3 separate regions of the Homo sapiens genome follow, and all the other regions are linked to region 2. Evidence: chromatin loops called from intact Hi-C (ENCODE). Cell type or tissue: psoas muscle. All regions are shown on one strand. Region 1 overlaps RREB1 (ras responsive element binding protein 1). Region 2 has its middle 42 kb from the start of LINC03055. Region 3 has its middle 90 kb from the start of LINC03055.

Region 1 (8,000 bases), 290 kb after region 2:
CTGGAGCAATCCTCTGAACAAGGACCTGCTCCAGGGAGAGGCCAGGCTTCCTCTGCACAGAGGTTGGAGATGGGCATTGCACTGGACGCTCGTCATTTTTTTCATAGTTGGGATGGGTAGGATTTGGTGGGTGATTAATCCACAGTGATGGTAGGGCTGGTGCTGTAGACAGGCTGTGAAGTTGAACCCTCAGTCCTGCACGTCCAGCTAGCCGACCTAGAGGATTTTCCTCACCTGTTTACTAATAATGCCCTGTGTTTGGTGAGGGGTTGGCTTAACAATTTTGTAACCTGACAGGGACTTGGCCCCTCTGGGCAGGCTCTCACTTCGCTGGCCCCACAGCTGTGGCTGAGGGGTGGCCCGTAAGAAGAGAGTTGCCAGGCATCCTTTGTGGGGGCACACAGGCCACCCCTGCCCTGTGCCTCTATCTATAATTGTTGCTAGATGGGGTGGGGCTGGCATCTGGAAACCAAAAAGAGTTGATTACAGAACATGGTTAATGTCCCTTTGCTCCTCTCTGCTCTGCCGATCCCCATAATAGGCTGCTATCATAGGAGGCCTGGGGCAGCCTGCGCCAGCGGGGCCTAGCCAGGCGGTGAACTGGGACAGTAGCTAGTGGGAGAGACAGCTTGTTAACCCAGAACTAAAATAGACACCAGCTCCATTTCAAATCCCAGAGGCAGCAGAACCACAGTGGGATGCTACCCGCTTAGACTGAAGGTTTGTAACTCAAAACAGCTGTTGCCTTCTCACTCTCCTGCACTTATCCCCCTTCTCCACTCCCCACCAACACTGGCAAGGTGCCCATTGTTCCTTAATAAAAAGTGTTGGAAATCCAAACTCATATAAATCTCAACTCCATTTCCCTCCACTCCACTGTGTTTCAAATGAATGAAGTGTTGTCGTAGAACAAAAGGAAGACACAAAGCTGCCTGTAGAGATGCCAGCTCTTAGGATCAGGTGTTAGCTTCACCCTGACATGACCAATGGTCAGTCATCCCCCTTCCCCCAGGGCTCCCCAGATGAGGGAGAGAAGGCAGAGGAGGAAGCGGAGTCAGGCTATGGCGAGCTGGCGTTTGGAATCGGAGGTGAGGGACGGAGTGTTCAAGAGAGCAGGCGGCTACACAGAGGACATCCTTTGTGTGAGGATGTTGCTGGGCATTGAATGTCCATCAGAATAGAACTGAGCAACTGGCCATACCCTGCTGTGAATGAAGTCAGCTGGGAGAAGCATCCAGGTCAGCCCGGCCAGCAAGAGAATCTGGGCCACGCACGTCCTTGGAATTTTCTAGTAGCCGTTTTTTATTTCATTTCATTTCATTTTGAGGATCTCGTTCTGTCACCCAGGCTGGTGTCCAGTGACATGATTATGACTCACTGCACCTTGACCTCCCAGGCTTTTAAGTGACCCTTCCACCTCAGCCTCCCAAGTAGCTGGAACCACAGGCATGTGCCGTCACATGCAGCTAATTTTTTTGTATATTTTGCAGAGACAGAGTCTCCCTTTGTTGCCCAGGCTGGTCTTGAACTCCTGGGCTCAAGTGATCTGCCCACCTTAGCCTCCCAAAGTGCTGGGATTGTAGGCGTGAGCCACCCTGCCTGGCCCTAGTAGTCATGTTTTAAAAAGTAAAAAGAAAGAGACAAAATGAATAATGCTTCATCGAGTATACCAGTATCATCAAAATATAATGTCAACACATAATCAATAGAAAAATGGTGAGTGATGTGGTTCACATTCTTGCTTCCATGTACTGACTCTTTGAAATCTGGTGTGTGTGACGTGACCCCAGCCCGTCTTGGCTGCACCACACCAGCCACATTTCAGGTGCTTAACAGCCCACAGAGAGGTTTCAGATGAGCCACCTACGGCAGGGAGGGCTGCAGCTTTGACGCGGAGCCATGTCTTGTGTGTGAAGAAGGCCCAAGGGCGGCAGCTGGATGGTCACCCTGTTGGCACAGCCACTGCTGAGGGTGAAACTCGGCCAAAGTTATTGTGTAATCTTAGATGGCCCCCTGATGAAAGGAGTTCGGGTAATAAGTAACGTTAACATCATTTCAGTTAAAATGTACCCAGCAAATGATTGAGTTTGTACTGTGTGCCAGGCACTTGCCCAGGCTTGAAGGAAAGAGTGATGTTTGAGACAGGGTACGGGCTAGGCACAAAACAAGCTGGTTGGTTATAAAACAAAGTTCAGGGGTGAGTTCAGGGCCCAGGAGGGCACATTTCCCTCAGATTCCAGGCAGGCAGAGGGATCTGGTGGATGCAAAACTTCTCCTTGGGATTTTACATCAGAGGCTGTGGTGCTTCACTTAATTTCCTCTGGGTCAGGGCCCAACCGGGTCTGGTACTTCATTGACCCTGGTCATCTCTGAGTTCAAGGTGATGACATTAAATCTCTGTTGGGAATTGGTACATAGGGAGCCCAAGGGGGCTCTGACAGGAACCTCGGCTCCATGAGTAGTGAGGGCAGCTGAGACCACCCCCTTCCTGTATCTTAGTAGTGGGGCCACCAAAGGGAAATGCCTTCTTTTTCCTGCATTCTCCACTGTTCCAAGGAATGTTTATCTCCCTTCACCACACGCCTACCACCTACAGAGACCCCAAGACTCCTCATGTACCCGGGATTGATCCCACCCTTGTCAAATGTCATCCTAAAAACAGGGAAAAGATAAAATATTTGTCAGCATCTTCTGTTGAAGAGTCTGTGAGTCTGAGGCTTGGGCAGGCAGAAACAGATTTTAAACACTTCCGGGGGCTATGAACAGAGGTCCCTCAAGGAGGGGAAGACTGCCCCCACCCCTCACCTGACAGGTACAGAAGCCTTGGTCAGGACTACCCTGTCCCCCACCCAAGGCCCAGAGCAAGGAGTGGCCCACCCAGCTTCGGTAGCCACTACACACCCTTTGTGAAGTCCCTCAGACTCTGCCCAGTGCTTCACGCCACGCTGGTTTGGTTGAACAGTCAGAGCGGGGCATTGGGTTGCTGTGTGCAGCCTGGGCGGGTTCCTGGGTCATGGGGAGGGACGGCTGCCTGGCCAGGGCCCTGTCACAGGGCCATCACTGTTGCTCGCAGCAACTGGGAGAGATTAGTGCAGCTGTCGGATGTCAGTTCTCTGCCCCGAGATGGGCAGGGGAGGGTGGGCTGAGGAGAGAAGAATGTGTGAGTTGGTTGGGACTCTAGAGGAGAGGTTGTTTGCACTTACTCCTTCTGGCCTCTGGAGACAGAACAGGAAAAATGAAGCATGAAATCCCTTTTGAGAAGGAATGCCAGTCTCTCCATTAAAACACAATAATGAGGAAGGAATTCAGTATCTGAAGGAAATGGTCAAGCTGAGTGGCAGCTTCTCGGCAGGTATTTCGCAGGTTCTTCTGATGAGGGTTGCAGGGAGCAGGGAGTGTCAGCATTAGGAAATGCTCCCAGCTGAGCCAGCGTCCAGGCATTAAGGATGTGTGGGTCACATAAGGAGCCAGGGCATCTGCAAATAGCTGTCCTCTGAACGCACAGCCTGGCAGAGTGGAACGAAGCCAGCCGGCTCCGTCCCAGCCTGCCGCCTGGCAGCTCTGTGACCTCGGGCAAGTGCTGACTTGGTTTCCCTATCTGGAAAATAGATTTGAAGGCTGTTGTGAGGATGAAGGGAGATAATCCACAATCCTCAGAGTGTAACAAATACTAAATGAAATTTTTCTTCTGATACTATTATTTAGAATGTATTTTTTATATAAAATTTTATATAAAATTAAAATTTTTAGATATTTTAAACCTTCCAACATTTACAGTTATAGGTGTTGTGGCACTCTATGGCTATCCCATTCCAATGGAATTGAAAAGGAGTCAACTTCCAGGTGCGATTCACTTGGCAGAGAACATGAAAGCAATTTGTCCTTTACTCTTATAAACAGCTGTTTTTATCTAGTTTTCGCTTTTGTAAAGATTGGGAAATGGAGTGGCTCTTTAAATTTGGTTTGAGTCTTGCTTCCCACGTTTCTTAATCCCACTGTGTGAAAAGCAGATATTTAGAAACGTGAAGGAACTCGACACCTTTATGTAACAGAACAACACATCACTTTCTTTAGATTGTTGGGGGAACCCTAGGGTTCTAAGGAAGTGAGTTTCCTGATGTTTGAAATTTGCCAATGCAGCCTTTCAAAAATATGCTTAGCATAGTTTAAAAAAAAGAAAATTCACCCTTCTTGCTGATTGTGAGGAGGTCAGATATCTGTCCCTCAGCTGTCACAATGGTAGACTTGATGGAGTTACATGACAGAGAAGAGAGCCCAAGGAAGCACCTGAGTGGTTTCTCATCTCTGGGCCACTCTGTTAAGGCCTGTTTGTTGACTTTGGGATTTTCATCTTATTCTGGAGAGTTAAGGTCGCCAGATGAATAAAATACTACTGTTAGTGAGCACTGGGGGAGCTAATCCCAAAACTGTTTAGCCACAAGGTTAAGAAGTTAAAAAAAAAAAAGAGACTTTTGGTGTCCTTGTTTTCCATTTCTGTAAATCACATTGCTGATAAATTTGCCTTTGGGCATGCACCCTGCCCATTTTAGGTACTAGGCTCAGTTACTGGCTACAGATTGCAGATTCCCTTTTCAGGGCTGATGCTTTTAACAGTGATAGTTATTCCTGATAAGTACCTTAACTCTGCTGTGAGGTATCAAAACTGCTGGATCTATTTTTGGCTGCCTCTTTACCATTACTCCCTCTAGAGAATGTCCATACCATAACAACATATTTACATATTTATCACACTGCATTTCTATCCCAGCTCAGAATTGTGCAACTTTCTTTAAAAAAAAAAAAAAAAAAAAAAGGATATCCTGTCTTCTTCCAAGGACATTTGCTGTCAGAAGAACAGATATCTGTGCCCTGCCTAAATAGGCAGACTGTGTAGCACAGACAGCCATTAATTCAATGCTTTTTAAAATTTTAGGGCCTCACGGTGGCTCATGTCTGTAATCTCAGTACTTTGGGAGGCCGAAGCAAGGGGATCGCTTGAGGTGAGGAGTTGGAGACCCGTCTGGCCAACACGGCGAAACTCCATCTCTACTAAAATACAAAAAAAAAAAAAAAAAAAAAAAAAAAAAAAGCCAGGCACGGTGTCTCAGGCCTGTAATCCCAGCTACTGGGGAGGCTGAGGCATGAGAATCGCATGAATCCGGGAAGTAGAGGTTGCAGTGAGCTGAGATCGCACCACTGCACTCCCTCCTGGCTGACCGAGTGAGACGCTGTTTCTAAAATAATAAAAATAAAATAAAATTTTAATTTACTTTTGTTTTCTTAAGACTTAGTGAATCTGAGTGTGAATAAGAACATTATTTGTTGTATTAAAGTCCCTTGAGGATTGAAAGGACAAAACCCCAGCTAGCAACTGAGTGTATTTTCTTGACCTGTTGGAGCTGGTTGGTCCCACCCCTCGCCCTATGTACCTCCTGCCTTTGGTGACTCAGGCACGTGGTCAGGCAGTGGCTGGCGGGTTGGGTCTCTGTGACTTCAGGACAGCGTGGAGTTCACCAGCTCGTGTGGGAGTCAGACTTCTCTGACCATGTTAGCGCTGTGCCCTTTCCAGCCCAGCAAGGGTCAGAGCCAGTATGCTGTGGGATTTGGCTTGTCTGTTTGATTTTTGGAAAAGGGACAGTAAGGGCTGTGACAGTGCCTGTGTAGTCACTGACAACCACAGGCACTTCTCTAAGCACATATCAGAGACTCTCTGTGATCGTGGTTCCCGGCCCCTGGTGTTGGCAGCCACCTTCCTGCCATCTGTGCCTTTACATACCAGGGGCCATGTAGAAAGAGCTTACCTTATGACCTGGGAGTCGTCTTCCTCCACTGGGACCCCCAGCCCTTCTCTCTACTTCACCCTACCCAGTGCCGCCAGGGACATTACAGTTGATACTAAGGGAGGAAGGAAGGGATGGAGGATAAGTGCAGGCAGCTGCTTCACCTCTGCTGTTCCAGGGAGCCCCAATTCCACACACCCCAACACCACAGCCCCCTCCTACCATCTACCCTGAGAACTGCTAGAGCCCCTCCACCCCATAATAGGAACCTCCACAGTGGAGCAGCCCCACTGGAGGCAGGACCCACAGTTCAGCGACTGGCGTGTCATACAGGGGGTGGGGAATGGTCCAATCTACTCCAGCACTCTAAAGTTTCTTATCCTCTTACAGAAACACTGGCCAACGTGTGCTAGAATGCAGGTGTTTTCTGGGTGAAACAGGCTCTTGTGCACTGTCTTGGTACAGAAACACTTATTTCTGTGAGCAGTGATTTGGAGTTCACATATGCTAAGCAGCTCCTGTAAGTTGAGGTCAGGCTGAATGTCCATTTTGGATTCCGTGTGTAATCTAACCTTAATCTGTCATTTGGAGATTTTTCCACTGATGATTTTTTTTTTCTTCCTAAAAGTAATGTAGTGTGATTTTAAAAGAAAAAGAAAGTTTTGTTTTTGAAAGGGTCAGTGGGGTTTTGTTAATTTTCTTTAAATTCTACAAAGAGATACACTTCCCCCAAATACATTTACTTTACTGACAGCAAAGTTAGTTTCCATTTGGAAAAGTTATCCTGTTTCCAACATCGAGTTATCTCTGTTGCCAGAAAATCAAAAGGCAGCCAATCCGATTTGTAAACCTTTCCTCTGGCACATTGTCAAGATCTCTTGCAAAACGAAATTGTCCTACAGCCCTCCCCTCTCCTGTGGCTCTAAGTGCAGTTCTGCCCCATCTAAATATTAATATTTTGCAATCGTGCTCTTTATGAGCCCCTGGCAGAGTGGAGATACGCCACAGACGGGTTGAGGAGAGAGTCGTGGGGACCACCTGGCCAGTGGCTGTGGTCTTAATGGAGATTGACAAGCCCAAAGGAGGTTTGCAAATACCCTGATGCCTGCAGCCGGCTTTGCATCCAGCAGCTCCCTCCACAGATTTACAGTGGCCTCTATTGTCCTTGAAGAGCTGCTTAGAAACAAGGTTGCAAAGCTTTCTCCTTGGGGCCTTGGGAAGGCTGGATGAACCCTCGCGTCTCCACCTGATAGGGCTGATCCAAGTGTTTCTGGGTGGTGGTTTTCCACACTGGTTTTATTTAAGGTCTATCAACAGGTGCTGAGTGTGAGGCAGGGAGGCAAGTGTTTTTCTTTTTTTTTTTTTGAGACGGAGTCTCGCTCTGTCGCCCAGGCCGGACTGCGGACTGCAGTGGCGCAATCTCGGCTCACTGCAAGCTCCGCTTCCCGGGTTCACGCCATTCTCCTGCCTCAGCCTCCCGAGTAGCTGGGACTACAGGCGCCCGCCACTGCGCCCGGCTAATTTTTTGTATTTTTTTTTAGTAGAGACGGGGTTTCACCTTGTTAGCCAGGATGGTCTCGATCTCCTGACCTCATGATCCACCCGCCTCGGCCTCCCAAAGTGCTGGGATTACAGGCGTGAGCCACCGCGCCCGGCCGCAAGTGTTTTTCTGTGGGTGTTTCTTCCTTTTAACCAGCTGCACCACATGCTTCTGGTTTCAAAGCAGAAATTTCTTCTCTGCCACTTTCATGTTTTATGTCTTTTGACTTATAGGAGTGCCTTAGTTGAAATTCCATGAAAAGGGTGTGAAGTGTGGATCACCTTGCTTAGACTCTGTTAGGAGGTTGAGTGCTTGTGCAGGCTGGGAGAGCATGCACTTCTTTTCAGGAGGCAGGTGAAGGGAGCAGGTGGGATGAGGCAGAAGACTGGCCAGAAAGAACACTTTTCTCCCCATGAGTTTTGCAGTTAGACAGAAGTAGTAAGGACGATTGTGAAGTTCTTGAAAGTGAGAAGAGAGAACATGTTCCTTTGAAATTAAAACTCAGGTTTTCCTGATTTTTCACGTTAGCTAAAACGTGCCAGGAAACGGGCTTTTCCTGATTTCTTTTTTTCCCTAGTACAATAACATAATGACTAAATTTGGAAAAGTACTTTGCAGTTTTCAAAGCACTTTGTTATTCACAGTAACTGCAGAGATCCCCCCGTTTTAGATGAGAAGGG
Region 2 (8,000 bases):
GTCAATTTGGTTAGCATGAGTCAGACCTTTGGTCAACATTTAACTGACCAAATCCAGTTTCAGGACCTAAGAATTCAATGGTTCCACTGGGAAAAAGCCCCAGGAAGGCTCTGCCTGTCGTAGACAACAGAAGTCTCCCTTACATTCCATTTCACATGTCTATATAGGTATATATGTACACACACACACGGATGTATCGTAAAAGCCACAGAAGATTCACGTAAAATGTTTATGGACCCTGGATATACCTCACAGAAGAGTTTTCTGAATTAAGACTTCACAGAGGCAGTTGAACAAGAAGAAACATGAGCTTTGAAGTCAGAGAGACGTGCCTATTACTAGCTCCGTGACTAGCGAAGATAAGTTACTCAGCCTCTCAGCCTTAGTGTCCTCATAGGTAAAATGGACACAGGATCTACCATATGGCTATTGTAAGATAAAGTACCTAGAAACAGGCCAAGCATGTTGGCTCACACCTGTAATCCCAGCACTTTGGGAGGCCAAGGCAGGCGGATCACCTGAGGTCAGGAGTTCAAGACGAGACTGGCCAACAGGGCAAAACCCTGTCTCTACTAAAAATACAAAAATTAGCCAGGTGTGGTGGCGTGGGCCTGTAATTCCAGCTACTCGGGAGGCTGAGGCAGGAGAATGACTTAAACCTGGGAAGCAGAGGTTACAGTGAGCAGAGATTGTACCACTGCACTCCAGCCTGGGTGGCAGAGCGAGACTCCATCTCAAAAATAATAATAATAATAAAGTACTTAGAAACATAATAGGTCATCAACAAATAGTAGTTGCTGTTTGATTCATTTTGTTGGCTAAAAATAAAAAAATTATTTTGTGATTATTTGCACTCTACCTGCCCTCCTCTCTCTCCTGCTCCTGACCCACTTAGAGAAAGCATTAGGACCACCATCCTTTCCCCATTCTCTACCTTCCCCTCCCCTCTGCTTTGTCTATGTGGACACGGGGGTGAATCTGGGTCTCTTCACATGGGTTTCTGACAGGTGGTCCACTATAGAGGGAGATGGCCAGTAGGAGAGAAGAAAAGGGATTCACAAGGTCCTGCAAAATCACCAAGAACTGGGAAAGATTCCATGTATCCCTTTCCTGCCACAGCCCAGATGGCAGTACTGTGACTTCCCTGTCCTTGACAGCAGTTCACCCATGACGCATGCCCATCTGATTTGTGGCCAGGTGCAGGGAACACACAGAAGAGGCCACTGACCCTCCCATCTGTCCTCCATTCTTGCCTCCAGACCCCTGGAGAATCAAAAACCATGGCCTCCAGGCTGTGAGGAAGATGAGCGCATCTCAGCCCAGGTGCTCCTCAGCAAGACGCAGGCTCAACGCTAAGAAAAACTGGCGTCCTCAACTCCTCCTGTCTTTAGGTTTTCTTAGGGGATATAAGATAGGACTCAGACCCACGTGCCTCAATATAAAATGTAAATTACCATTGGTCAATGGTTCCTCCATGTTAATCCTGGATAGAGGAATAGACCCAAACATGTGAAACCCTGGCCCTTAGAAGGAATAAAGCTTTGCACAGAGAACCATGACACAGAAAATGGGTCCCTGCCCAGAAGAGCTTACAGACTAATACCTATAAGGGCAGAAGCAAAACAGGTTTTCCCCATACGGCATGTTGTTGAGATCTTGCTCTTAATGGTATAAATCTTTGTAAATCCTCCAGATTGAAAGATGAATTGAGGGAAGCGTGGTGTGTATAGCAGAAGGCATTTCAGCCGGCCTGTGGATAATGTGACAAGCCCAGGGACTCATGACCCGAGTAACCATGTGGAGGGTCCTGCCAGGAGGGGCAGGTGCTACTACTGCTGAAGACTGTCCCTCCAGACTGTCCTCTCTGACACTGGCCACTAAGCCCAGGCAGTCGCCCAGCCCACGGCCCACCTCCATGCATCTGTCTCTATTTCCCAAGAAGAGTGTGCCAGATGCCAACTGGGTTATGCTGAGACTGAGCTTGACTTGTCTTGTTCCCAGTGCCCAACACCAAACTGGGCACACACAGTCCGTGCTCAGTATTGATGGCATGAAAAAAATGAATTAACTAATGCACTTGAGAAAACAGCCCCCAAGCCTAACCTTAAACCCTAACCTAACCCTAACCCTTCTTTTTGAACTTTCATTACAGGACAAACATGAGAAGCATCCTTGGTCACTTTTACAAATGAGTATCTTCATTACATCACACTCTAAACATGATCACTGAGTCATAGTTCGTTCAAGTTGGAAGGAATCTCAGATATCTGCTAGCCTGGCCATTTCCTTTAACACGAGAAATGTGATCAATTCCACCAGGCAGCGAATGTCTTAACTACTTGCCGACACAGGACCTTAGTAACCTGAAGACAAATAATGTCCACAAGGCAGCATAAGGACCTCCCAAAATCTGGCCAGACCTGAGGGTGTTCATTAGAAGACCTTTACATTGTAAATCTCTATTTCATTGTAAACTCTACAAGATTTGGAAGTATATTCATGTGTGGGAACCAAATCAGCTAGAATTGTTTTTCAAATTATTAAGGTATACTCACAGCAAGCAATTCTTTTAAATTTAGCTGTCACTGAGGAACTGTTATATGCAAGACTCTCCAAAGGTACTCTAGAGGGATGCAAAGGTGAGTTCAATATCGCTGCCCCCAGAGGCTCCTGATTGTATGCAGGCCAGACAAACATGTACCAACGATCCTGATACAAGGCAGACCACAGCACCTGCTGCAATAGAGAAACAAGGTTCAGAGGGAAAAATAACTTCAAGGACTTGGGCCCAGCAGCTGAAAAGGGAAGGAAGTACCTAGTCCTTGAGAGGCGGGTGGAAATCCAACAGGTACGTGGAAGAAGGCAAAGGCATACCGCATGAAGGAATCAGCATTAGCTAAAGCAAGGGATAAATGGGAATCATTTTTTAAAATTTTACACCAACTGTATGTTGGACACTTTAGAAGTATAAATTCATTTATACTCACAACAACCAAATAAATTAGGTATCACTGCTTCCATTTTTCAGAGGAGGGAACTGGACTTCGGAAAGATTAAAAATGTATCAAATGAGGGTCAGGAGTATATAACGCATACGGGGCAAAGCCCAGATGTGAACCCCTGCAAGGCTGACTCCAATGCCAGGACTTTCTCCACTTCGCCGGCTGCCTCCCTGGGAGGGGGAGATGGCAAGGCATAGTTTAGGGACATTAGCTCCGTGTGGCTAGTTCATGGGGACAGGGGAACTCGGATGGTAAGGGGTTGAGAAAATGAGGAAGATGACAGAGAAAGGAGGGAGGCAGGAGGAAAACAAGATAAGAGCTTTGCTGCTGGTTGTTTTGTAAGATGAAGGAAACTAGAGAAAGTCTCAAGATTCAGGGCTCAGAGGAAAAGGAGGTTTAAGATGAGAAGAAGTGACAGCTGAGCAGGATCGCAGAGAAAGAAGAGAGACCAGGCACCGTGGCTCACGCCTGTAGTCCCAGCTACTCAGGAGGCTGGGGCAGGAGGATCATTTGAGCCTGGGAGGTCAAGGCTGCAGAGAGCTATGATTGCACCACTTCACTCCAGCCTGGGTGACAGTGAGACCCTGTCTCAAAAATAAAAATAAATAAATAAATAAAGAGAAGGTTAGCAGCAAGGGTGGGGGCTTTAGCCTTAGAAAGAATAAGGAACATTTCTCCCCCAAAACAAAATGAAAGAAAAAGAGAATGAGAAATTATCCCCATTAAAAAAAAAAAAAAGTCAGCAATCTCCGTAGTGGGGAGGGGTGGTTTGCTTAGCCAATGCAGTGAAGAGGTCTGTTCTGGAGAGGGGAACGAGCAGGGTCAGTTAGGGCTGGAGGAGAGTGGAAAAGATTTGGAGCAGCTGTCCTGGGAATCTGATAGGGAGCTAAAAACGGAGTCAGAGGACCATGCCTGAAGGCACTGGGAGCGTCCCCAGCAGGACTGGGCAGGGCGTCCAATTACTTTCGGGGCACAAATCTCTTCAGTGGAATTCAGCACTTTGGGATCAGGAGTAGATGAAAGGATTGCCCAGGGAGACACAGGGGAAGGTCAAGAGGGTAAGAAAAGGGAGGTGCTTTTGAGAACTTTGCCAAATCATTTCACCACAAAGGGAGGGAGGGAGGGAACAGATGCAACCAGGACGGGTCCACAGTGCCAAACACAAGGAGGGGCTCCAGGGGCCGCGATAAAGGCGAAGAAGAGGCTTAGCAGGAACGAGTGAGTGGGACCCATGGAAGGACGGGGTGGTGGCTACAAAGCCATTTCCGAGATGGCCATCCGGAGGGTGGAGCCTCCTACGGGGTGTGGCTATGCAGAGTGGCAGAGACGCTGAGGGAAGGGGGTCACTGGGCTTGAAGGGGTCAGGTCAGCCAGGGAGAAGTAGGACCGAGGATCACAACCCTGAAGCCCTGCAGAGGAGGGTAGCAGGGGTGGGGCAGAATGAGGACCAGGCGCCGTGCGGAAGCCACCCACCAAGCTCACACAAGGGATGTGGCTGAACATGTGCTGGGCAAACACTAGAGGGTGAGAGTGGGGCTGACTTAGTAAAAGGGACATGTGGCTTGATTTTTAGTGAAATACCATAGTGTCACAACTAGTGCTGTCTCTGCCCCACGCCAAAAGGAAAAGTCAAGTGAAATAGGCTGGGTAGAATTCCCCCAGGGTAGGCAAAATGCTAGGAATCTGTACAGAGAGGGAGGCCAGAGGGAGTGAAGAAGGCACAGGGCACGGTATGGCGCACGGACGTCCTGGGTGGAAACCTACTAAGGCTGAGCTCTTGAGATTTAGAAAGTGTCTTCTTTGACCCTATGCCTTAAACAAAGCCAGCCCAGCCATCTATCCTGTGTCCAGAACTAACAGTAGAGGGCCTGTAGGTATCTCGACCCCTCCTCACAGCAGAAGCCCGATACTCACCCCTAGGCAGGTGTCTTTTTTTTTTTTTTGAGCGGCGTCTCGCTCTGTCGCCCAGGCTGGAGTGCAGTGGCGCGATCTTGGCTCACTGCAAGTTCCGCCTCCCAGGTTCACGCCATTCTCCTGCCTCTGCCTCCCGAGTAGCTGGGACTACAGGTGCCCACCACCACGCCCACCTAATTTTTTGTATTTTTAGTAGAGATGGGGTTTCACCGTTTTAGCCAGGATGGTCTCGATCTCCTGACCTCCTGATCCGCCCGCCTCGGCCTCCCAAAGTGCTGGGATTACAGGCGTGAGCCACCGCGCCCGGCCTAGGCAGGCGTCTTAACTGGCTCCTCTCCAATGCCTGCACGGGCCAGGTTCCAACCCCAGCCCCCGTGTTCACCCCTCAATTTGAGAACAGGTTTGACTCCACCTCATTTGACCTTGGTCTTCTCTTTTTTTCTTTTTTTTTTTTTTGAGACAAGGCCTTCCTCTGTTGCCTAGGCTGCAGTGCCGTGGTGCAATCATGGCTCACTACAGCCTTCAACTTCTGAGTTCAAGGGATCCTCCACCCTCAGCCTCCCCCAAGTTGCCAGGGCTACGGTTGCTCCCCGCTAAACCTGGCTAATTTTTTTTATTTTTTGTAGAGATGGGCTGTCACTGTGTTGCCCAAGCGATCTCAAACTCCTGGGCTCAAGCGATCCTCCCACCTCAGCCTCCCAAATTGCTGGGATTACAGGCTTGAGCCTCCATGCTCAGCCTAGTACTCTCTTGGACACAGTTTTAGACTCAATGATAGCCTCCACCACCATCCCCTGCCAGGCCTTGCCCACTTCAAGACAGCATTTCATAACAACTAACATTTAGCACTGCTCAGTACATGCAAGGCATGGGCTAGAAAAGGCCTTGAAAGTCCTTCCGTTCCATTCCGATTCCTCCTATAACCTTTCCACCAAAAACTGACGCAATGCTGCTAGAACATCCCAGAGCCTGGGAAGTCACTCCTCCTGACACTGTCCATCTCACTGCAGAGTGAATGAATGGCTCTGCTGGAAACTCTTCGCTACTGAATCCTTGTTCTTTCCTCCACAGTCATGCAGAACAAGCGTCATTTCTTTCCCATCTGATAGGAATCTGAAGATGACCATCCTATCTCAACAAAGCCTCCTCCTTTCCAGGAGAAATACACCTCCAGGTCTTTACACTTCTGCTCGTGAGACACATCCTCAGGTTCTGTCCCCTGCCTGTTCCTCTTGCCCAAGTCCCTCTTAAGATGTGCTCCCTGGCATCACACACGGCAAACACTTAGAGCACTGACTGTGCCAGCCACTTTCCAAGCCCGTAGCACATATTAACTTATTTAATCCTCATACTAATGCTATATGCTATTGGTACCGTTATGATTTGCATTTTACAGATGAGGAAACTGTGGCAGACGTGGAAAATAACTGGGCCAAGACTAGTACCAGTGGCAGAGATGAGAATCGAGTCCAGGCAATCTGGATGCACTCAGAAGCCCCATGCTGACCCTCAAGCTTGGCAGCCATTGGAATCACCCTGGGGAGTTCTAGAAACTCCCGAGCCTGGGATCCACCCCTAGAGATTCTGATTTGACTGCACCATGTATCATCTGGGCATCTGAACTTTTAAAATCCATCCAGGTGCTTCAAGTGAGCAGTCAAGAATGAGAACGACTGCTCTCTGCTGTCAAGCTAACACATTCCCAGGGCAGTCTGGCTGGGGCAGAGTAGGGTTGCATTAGAGAGGAGTGATGGAAATTTCCAGGCTTCCCTGGAAGAGGCTAATGCAGGGACAGGCTCAGACACGGGTGACAAGAGCCAGCCTTGCAAGAGCGCTAAATAAACAGTGACTCGGGTGGTACGAGTCTAGAGGCTTTCTCAAAAAAGGAAAGTAAGAAAAAGAAGACACAGAATCCTCCCCTTATAGGATACTTGGCTTCAAGGGCTTCCTCTGGAAAGGACTTCCCCTGGTCACAAAGCCCACCTTGGGCACAGAGCCATCGCTTCCTCAGTCAGCAGCTGCCCGTCCAGTACCATCAGCACAGCTTCCTGATCGCCTTCCAAAGGCTAGAGGTGGATGCAGCAGGGGTGCCAGCCCTTCCCATCCCACCCTCTCCTCTTTCCTGGTTCTGTGAATTAGAACAAGAAAGCACAGGGGCCAGTGGCTCCACAGGCTGAGGACAGGGCCTCTCCCATTCCCAATCGAACACAGTCTCCAGCCCTGCCTTCAAAGGGTATCTGAACTTGGGCCATCCCATGGTACCACTCTTCACTTTCCTATCTCTCTGCTGATATTCCCTCTTGAGCCTAAGCTTGGGTTATTGCTGTTTTTTTTTATTTTTTGTTAGTTATTATTTTTAGAGATGGGGGTCTCACTGTGTTGCGCAGGCTGGTCTCAAACTCCTGGCCTTAAGTGATCCTCCCACCTCAGCCTCCCAAAGTGCTAGGATTACTGGCATGAGCCACCATGCCTGGCCAGGGTATTGTTTTTAAAGCACAAGGGTCTTTATCAGTTAAAGAGAAGCCAATCAGATATTCTCTGGTTGTGCTGGAAACTTCTGCATCTTTCAGTTCCTTGAACTCGCTCTCAGCCATCTGGGCCACAGTGTCAGGGCACAGGGTGAGGCTCTGACCTTGAACAGCTCCACGAAGGCTCAGTAGCCCTTTCCTCCTTTTCACCATCCCCCTCTGCCATCCCTGGAAACCCAGACAGCCATGGCAACCTGAGCATGAATAAAAGAGAAACTACCCTCACCCCAAGCCCTATTAATACTTAATGCCAACATCTGAATGCAAATTGACTTCACTTTTGTTTTATTCCCTTTCCTCCGTGCCCCTCTCTGATATAGAATGCCTTTCATGGAAGGCAGCAGCGGTCCTTCTGTTTGCTAGAAATAGGGAGTCAAGGTGGAGGTTCCTAGCACGGAGGAGAGAAGCACAAACAGGACTGCACATGGCTGGGGCAAACCCGGAAGTTCCAAACTGTATTTTTTAGAATCTTTCCAAATGAGAGTGCATCTCAGGGGCATTTCTTCTCTGTAGAGGTCACAGTGACTTGCTCAACCTGTGGGGGGAATTTTGCAAA
Region 3 (8,000 bases), 48 kb after region 2:
TCATGAAGGCCTCTAACCAGCCTTTCTGTATTGATCACCAATTACAACTGCATTAACAGAATTTTAACATTTTTTTCCAAAATAAACAATGAGCTTGGCGTTTTATTTTCCAACACACTGCTTCAACATCTAGCTTATTTTTAGTGAAATAAACCACCCTTCTTCCAAGCAGTGTTTTCAGAGGTAAAGTCAAGGAGATTTTTCTGCTTTCAGGCTGCTCGTGGAATCAGGGTTTAGGATTCACCAAGCGGACCTAGGAAATGTTGATATTCAGAGTCACCCCTGAGCTCCAGTTGCTGGCATCAGGGAGACAGGCATAGGGCTCTTCCAAGGGGACTTGAACTTTGTCGTCTAGCCAAAATGTTCAACCGGACCTAGAATCTTTAAGGATCCTCTAGCATGGGCCATCAAAACATCCAAAGGGGAGACTGTTACTAGGTGTAGCTGACTTGGGGTAAGGGGGTACAGGATACAAAAATGCAACCCAAGCCTTTGTGAGCTTCCAGGGGAGTTCAAAAGACAAGAGCAAAACACAGAAAAGGTAACAGAAATACAGAGTTGTTGGACCCAAGGCCTCTCCAATATGGTCATTGTTTAGATGGAAAGCGAGCAGCTTAGATTTTTAAAAGCGGGTTGGGGGTTTGCATAGAAGACAGGGCAGGCCAGGAGCAGTGGCTGTCACTTGCAATCCTGGCACTTTGGGAGGCCAAGGTGGGAGGATCACTTGAGCCCAGGACATGGAGAGATTCCATCTCTCTAAAAGAAAAAAAATCTTTTTAATTTAAAAAATAATAAAGAAGAGTAATCATTGTGGGCTGTGGGTTTGGAAAGGGATGGTGAGACAAAGAACTTACTAAAGAGGCTTTGAATCAGAATGGAAAACAGCTGCTACTCTCCCAACTGCATCCCAGCCTCCTGACTCTCTTTCTCCACACTCCCCCTGGGCAATCTCACCCACAGCTTCAACTACTACCTCGACAGGATGACTCATAAACCTTTATCTCCAGTCTGGCCCTTTCTCCTCAATGCCAGACTCCAGTGGTCTGTGAGGTAACTTCCCTCCATCCCAACTAGAGACTCTAACTTACCGTCTTTTTTCTCTCTGCTGTGCCTGCTTTGGCTACCCTCCTATCTCCCATTGCTATGCACCTACCAAAGGGAGAGGCCCACACAGACAACCTGGGTTCATCCTAGTCTCCTCCTCCTGATGTCCCGTGTCCAAGCCCAGCCCGCCATACCCTCTAATTGACTCACAAGCCAGCCCTCCTGTCCACCCCAGGCGCATGTTGTCTTAGTCTCAAGTACTCATTATTTCTGTTGCCTTCTCTCAGGTTGCCCAGACTCTGGTCTTGGTACCCTCTGACTTTTCATAACAGGTCAGTCTTGCTAAAACAGTCTTCTACTTGGACAGACATGGTGCCTCATGCCCATAACCCTAACACTTTGGGAGGCCAAGGCAGAAGGATCTTTTAAGACCAGGAGTTCACGACCAACATAGCAAGACCCCATCTCTACCAAAAAATAAAAAACTATCTGGGCACAGTGGCATACACCTGTAGTCCCAGCTACTCAGGAGGCTCAGGCAGGAGGATTGTTTGAGCCCAGGAGTCTGAGGCTGCAGTGAGCCATGATCATGTCACTGCACTCCAGCCTGAGAAACAGAGCAAGACCCTGTCTGCAAACAACAATAACACCAAACAAACAAACAAACAAAAACAATCTTCTACTAAACCCTTCAGCGGTGAACGCACGTGAAACCCTCTCTTCAAAGGGTGGCCATAAACTGAGAGACCTGGGCTTTGCCCCAAGGCACCGAACTATAGTGTGCACAGCATTTTAAAATAACGATTTTAAAAGCTTAGCATGTACTTAGCAAGACTAATTAGTTCAAATAGGAAGCTGCCAGATGGTGCATATTATTAATGACACCCATTGGAAGGCCCCCCGAGAACGCTCTGAGTTGATGTGAAAGTGCTATTTCCTGTTGCTGCCCCTGCACCCACATAGTTCATTTGGGATCTGCAGATGAGACTTTCAAGGTCAGGCCCAGCTACCTTCCAGCCTCCAGGTACACCAAGTTCCACTCAGTTTTGATCCACTTGAGAGTATTGGAATGGACCGTGCTCTCTCCTCCCTCCATGCCTGACCATGATGTGGTCCCCTCTGATTTCCCTGGTGACCCAGTGATTCTCCATCAGGGCCAATTTTGTCTCCCAGCAATGCCTGGAGACTTTTTTCATGAACACGACCTGGAGAATGCAGGGTTGCTATCACCAGCATCTAGTGAGTAGAGGCCCGGGATGTTGCTAAACATCCTGCAGTGCACAGGGCAGCCCCCCACCGCAGAGAATTATCCAGCCCAGAATGTCAATAGTGCTGAGGTGGAGAACCCTGGTCCAGATTCAGCTTAACTCTCCCCAACCCGGCTATTCAAAAGTTTTCTTCTCCTCCGTGAAACCAAGAGCAGCAGACTTCCTGCTTCAGGTCCAAAACTCTCTTGCAGCAATGATCACATTGACATGACTGTTTTCTTCTCAGGCCCTTTCCTAAGTTCCTTGAGGGCAAGAAATGTGTCTTTTTTTTTTCTTTTTTTGAGACAGAGTCTTGCTCTGTCGCCCAGGCTGGGGTGCAGTGGTGCGATCTCGGCTCACTGCAAGCTCCGCCTCCCGGGTTCACGCCATTCTCCTGCCTCAGTCTCCCGAGCAGCTGGGACTACAGGCCCCCGCCACCACGCCCAGCTAATTTTTTGTATTTTTAGTAGAGACGGGGTTTCACCGTGTTGGCCAGGATGGTCTCAATCTCTTGACCTCATGATCCACCTGCCTCAGCCTCCCAAAGTGTTCGGATTACAGGCGTGAGCCACTGCGCCCGGCCACGTCTTCTTAATCTCTTTATGACACGGAACATAACACCTCGTAAGGTCTCAGTGACTGACATGCAAAGAAAAAAATAACTGCGTCTGTTCAAGGCCAGAAGTAATTATACAATGCACCTGAGAATAACGTCTACCCACCAAGATTCACACTCTCTTATTTACACTATCACGAGTGACAAGCAACGTATAATCACTAGTGACATTTAATATATGAAGACTGCCATGTGCTAAGTATCCCAAAGAACATAGATTTTAGACACGATTGTTTTTCACTTCAGCTTACACATTAAAACTAGCTGGTGAGTCAGTATATCAAGGTCAAAAGAGTATTTCAAATATCAACTATTGCTCTTAGCCAACTACAAAAAATACATATCCGTGCTCAGTGCATGTGCTGCCTTGAGAAAAGTGAGGAAATGGAGACAGGAACGTCAGTCAGAAGAACACGTTCTTGGGAAGACTGTATAAAAGAAAAAGCCCTCAGAACCCTAGGAGAGGCCGGATGCGGTGTCTCATGCCTGTAATCCCAGCACTTTGGGAGGCAGAGGGGAGCAGATCACCCAAAGTCAGCAGTTCGAGACCAGCCTGGCCAACATGATGAAACCCCGTCTCTACTAAAAATACAAAAATCAGCCGGGCGTGATGGCGGGTGCATGTAATCCCAGCTACTCGGGAGACTGAGGCAGGAGCATCCCTTGAACCCGGGAGGCAGAGCTTGCAGTGAGCCAAGATCACACCACTGCACTCCAGCCTGGATGACAGAGCGAGACTCTGTCTCAAAAAAAAAAAAAAAGAACCCTAGGAGGAACTACCCTCCCACTTGGCACAATTCATGTCTCCATAGCCAGTGAGTATAAGAAGAAGATGCTGAAATACAAAGTACAGGAGAGTTACCTAGAAGTTCTTGAACTTAAAAATCTTTCCTGGATGATGGCCCTAATGTGATATGGTGCAAAGTTGGTGCCTATTGACCAAAGGGGAAGTGCCTACAGTTCTGCAGGTCAAGGTCATGAACTTTCTCTCCACGGTTTCCAGTCCAAATTAGGTTGCTCCATATAATCCTGGAACACAACCTATTTTAGTCTCCTCTAGTTCCAGTTTCTTTTTTTTTTTTTTGATGTGAGACCAAGTTCCATAGTAGTAGATAAAGAGTTGCAAAAGAATCCTCAACCCTTATCTTTTAGTCCCCAAATTAGACTGGGCCTAACCTCCTTGGTAGCTTCTTAAGTACCATTATCAAAGAGACAAATAAGAAACCTCAGGCTGAAGACAGATTCACCAGTGGAGCCAAAGTTATCATCGGAAGTGGCGTTCTCTCCCATGGGAGGGCCAGGGCAGTAAAGGGTCAGGAACAGGAAGCTCCTATACAAGAGCCTTGTTCTGGCTTCACCTCTGCTAGTAGAGAAACATACAGCACCTGCTCACAGCCCATTGCAGTTGGCACAGGGCTTTCTTGTGCATCATCAGCTTTTATTTTAAGCCTCTCAGCTTCCCTTGATAAATACAACGTAGTCAGTGCCGTGTGACAGAATCACGTGGAGCCAAGCAGAGGGTCACTTCAAAAACAAGCAGAGGGTCACTTCAAAAACAATCGTTCTGACTGGGTGCGGTGGCTCATGCCTGTAATCCCAACAATTTGGGAGGCTGAGGTGGGTGGATCACCTGAGTCCAGAAGTTTGAGACCAGCCTAGGCAACACAGTAAAATCCCAACTCTGCAAAAAATTAGCTGGGGGTGGTCGTGTGCACCTGTAGTCCCAGCTACTCAGGAGGCTGAGGTAAGAGGATCCATTGAGCCCAGGAGTCTAAAGCTGCAGTGAGCCGTGATCGTGTCACTGCACTCCAGCCTGGGCAACAGAGCAAGACTCTGTCTCCATCAATCAATCTATTTTTAAAAAGTGTTCTGCTTGTCACTGGCAAGCACAACATCAGCCACGCTTTAAAAACCTCTCTAAAACAGCCACATGGAACTAAATTCTCCCTTTCTTCTACCCCAGAACTTTAGGGGAAGAGAGGAGGTGATGTACCACTGGTTCCAAAACCTAATCAGAAAGAATCTGTTCCTAGGCAGGAGAGGTGGCTCATGCTTATTAATCCTAGCACTTTGGGAGGCCGAGGCGGGCAGATGGCTTGAGCTCAGGAGTTCAAGACCAGCCTGGCTAACATCGCAAAACTCTGTCTCTACTAAAACTACAAAAAAATGAGCTGGGCGTGGTGGTGTGTGCCTGTAATCCCAGCCACTCAGGAGGCTGAGGCAGGAGAATTGCTTGAACCTGGGAGGCAGTGGTCACAGTGAGCCGAGATCACGCCACTGTACTCCAGCCTGGGTGACAGAGTAAGATTCTGTCTCAAAAAAAAAGAATCTGTTCCATTTTCAGACACTTACTGAGCACCTTTACATACCACCTTCCAGATGCCTGCACAGTTTGTTATAAGAATTTTAACTTGCATAATAAGTATATACTTATTTGATTTCAAAGCAAAGCAAAGGGTAAAAACTTAGATTAAGGAATAATTTTTCCTAATAAGTTCAACAAACATTTGGAATAAGTGAGGAAATTAACTTTGTTATTGAATATATAACTGCTATGTCACATTTGCACAGAAAGCCACAAGTCTGGTCCAAGGAATTTATTTGTTACAAGATCACTTTCAATAGAGCAGGGAGAGTTTGGTTTCTGTTTGGTCAAATATTTCTATGTATTAGAGTTCAAAGTGGGCACAGTGACTCACTCCTGTAATCCCCACATTTTGGGAGTCTGAGGCAGGAGGATCTCTTGAGCCCAGAGTTTGAGACCAGTCTGGGCAACAGAGTGAAACCCATTCTCTAAAAAAAAAAAGAAAGAAAAGAAAAGAAAAATGTATATACACAAAAATTAGCTGGGTATGGTGCTGCACGCCTATAGTCTCAGCTACTCAGGAGGCTGAGGTGGGAGGATCACTTGGGCCCAGGAAGTTGAGACTGCACTGAGCCATGACTGTGCCACTGCACTCCAGCCTGAGCAGCAACAGAGTGAGACCCTGTCTTAAAAAAAAAAAAAAAAAAAAGTTCAAAATGAATCCTAAACCTAAAGCTGTTTGGTGAGAAAACTTGAAGAAAAGAGATTTTTGTTTGGCACGTAACCTGTTATATATGGCCATTGCACATTTTACACGGTGTTCCTGTTGTTTCCCTATAGCTTTAATCGAGCAGCTGAAGGTGCCCAATAAATTACCACACATATTAAAAAGGTGCCTATCATGGTTGGTGAGAATGTAAAATGGCCCAGCCTCTGTGGAAACCAGTTTGAGGGTTTCTCAAAAAGTTAAACAGAGAATGACCACAGGACTCAGCAATTCTCCTCTGGGTGTACGCCCGGGGGAATTGAAAGCAGAGACTTGAACAGATGCTTGTACACCCGTGTTCATAGCAGCACTATTGGCAATAGCCAAAAGATGGACCCCACCCAGGTGTCCATCGGCGGGTGAGTGGATGAAGAAAATGTAGTCTATCCACACCGTGGAATATGATTCAGCCTTAACAAGGAAGGCCATTCTGACCCATGCTACAGCATGCATGCGCCTCAAAGACATTATACGCAGTGAAATAAGCCAGACACAGAAGGACAAATGTCCTTCCACTCGTACGAGGCACCTACGATCATCAAATTCCTAGAGACAGAAAATAGAATGGTGGTTGCCCGGGGCTGGAGGGAGGGAAAAATGGGAAGCAATTGTTTAATGGGGACAGAGTTTCAGTTTGGGAAGATGAAAAAGTCCTAGAGATGAATGGTGGTGATAGTAGCAGGACAACATGAATGCATTTAATGCCACTGAGTTGGAAGAATAGTTGAAATGGTAAATTTTATGTATGTTTTACTATAATAAAGGAAAAGAAAAGCAGAGCCTGCCCTGAGGATAATCCAACCCTCCAAACCCTTAATGCCTGGGGCCACCCAGGCACTGATCCTTCCTACCCAGACCTTAAAAACCGTCACCCTCATAGGCAACAGGGAGATACTCAAAGGCTTTGGAGGATGGGAATTTACCCCGGCCGGACAAGTTTAACACATTTCATAAAGGAGAAAGAAAGGGCCTGAAGAGACCTCATTTTCCAAGACTGAACTCATAACTCCAACAGTGCTGATATAAGCCAAAGTGCCTAAGTACCTAGTGTATCTCACTGGTAGGACAAAGGTGACACTTTCTTCCTACCTTTCCCAGGCCCTTCTGAAGTATGGGGACAGGAGATGGTCCCTCACCTCCAGCTGCCCATGGTTCTTACTAAAACTGTGAGGGAGAGGAAGGAGCTTATGTGCAAAAGGAAAAGTGTCAGTAGAGCACAAAGAGGAAGGGAGGAAAGGTAAATTCGTGTAAACAGCTGGGACCAACAAGCTGGTACCAGAGCACAATGACTGTGTCTGTGATTCACTAATCCAAGAAATCAGGATTAGGGCGTGGAAGGAGGAATTCGTGTTTCTGGAAGTCCGTCCACAAAATTGTAGCCTCTTGTCTTGAAGCGGCATTGCACACTGTAGCTGGAAAAAAAATTATATCAGCTCCAGAAGTACTAGCAACATGCAGGGAAGCACAGAGCAGGAGATTTAGGGTAAACAGCACAAGGAGCTTCTCCCAAGGAATACCTATTGTACTGCACTTTCAGCTTCACTACTTAATTGTCAAACATTTCCACCTGCTTTATAGCACTTCTCAATAACACTTCATGATGCAAGAAATGTATGCACTTAATTAAAATAGATTTCATCCAGGTGTGGTAGCTCATGGCTGTAATCCCAACACTTTGGGAGGCCAAGGCAGGAGGATCACTTGAGCCCAGGAGTTTGAGACCAGCCTGGGCAACATAGTGACAATTGCTGCCCTGACCCCCGGCACACGCCCCGCACCACTTCCAGTCTCTACAAAAAAATTTGTTTTCGATTTTTTAAAAAGAAAACAGATTTTTACATGCTACCTGACAGTATTTTGTTACCCCTTTAACAAAACATAACAATTTTTAAAAGAAGTTGCACAAAGGAAGTATTCTGCAAGCTTTAAATTGCTATGTAACTTGTAATTGTTAGCTAACTTGTTTATCAGTCTGCTAGGGCTGCCAGAACAGAAGACCACAGGCTGGGTGACTTAAACAGC

The links. Hi-C counts contacts between places; a loop is a spot of excess contacts. Peaks named below come from ENCODE experiments on the same cell type or tissue, not always from the same donor. Only the 100,000 strongest peaks of a DNase experiment are listed, where the experiment ranks them.
Region 1: a loop joins it to region 2, with 1.9 times the contacts of the local background. A loop is called at or near these places in 3 of 110 quality-filtered maps.
Region 3: it touches region 2 in a loop (6-fold over the local background); 4 of 110 quality-filtered maps call a loop at or near these places.

The regions. Positions count from the first base shown.
Region 1 is chr6:7,214,035-7,222,034 of GRCh38, forward strand. The region is part of intron 8 of RREB1 (ras responsive element binding protein 1); the gene reads left to right. Among named protein-coding and RNA genes, the nearest start is that of SSR1, 95 kb to the right of the region's middle. In psoas muscle, no CTCF peak of the experiment used is centred here; DNase peaks (open chromatin) are centred at 595, 3,007, 3,487, 5,477 and 1 weaker place; H3K4me3 peaks cover 954 bases; H3K27ac peaks cover 7,701 bases.
Region 2 is chr6:6,923,736-6,931,735 of GRCh38, forward strand. No RefSeq gene overlaps it. Among named protein-coding and RNA genes, the nearest start is that of LINC03055, 42 kb to the left of the region's middle. In psoas muscle, a CTCF peak has its summit at 4,498; DNase peaks (open chromatin) are centred at 1,196, 1,856, 3,926 and 4,306; H3K4me3 peaks cover 1,494 bases; H3K27ac peaks cover 6,775 bases.
Region 3 is chr6:6,971,667-6,979,666 of GRCh38, forward strand. No RefSeq gene overlaps it. Among named protein-coding and RNA genes, the nearest start is that of LINC03055, 90 kb to the left of the region's middle. In psoas muscle, no CTCF peak of the experiment used is centred here; DNase peaks (open chromatin) are centred at 4,315 and 4,695; H3K27ac peaks cover 3,984 bases.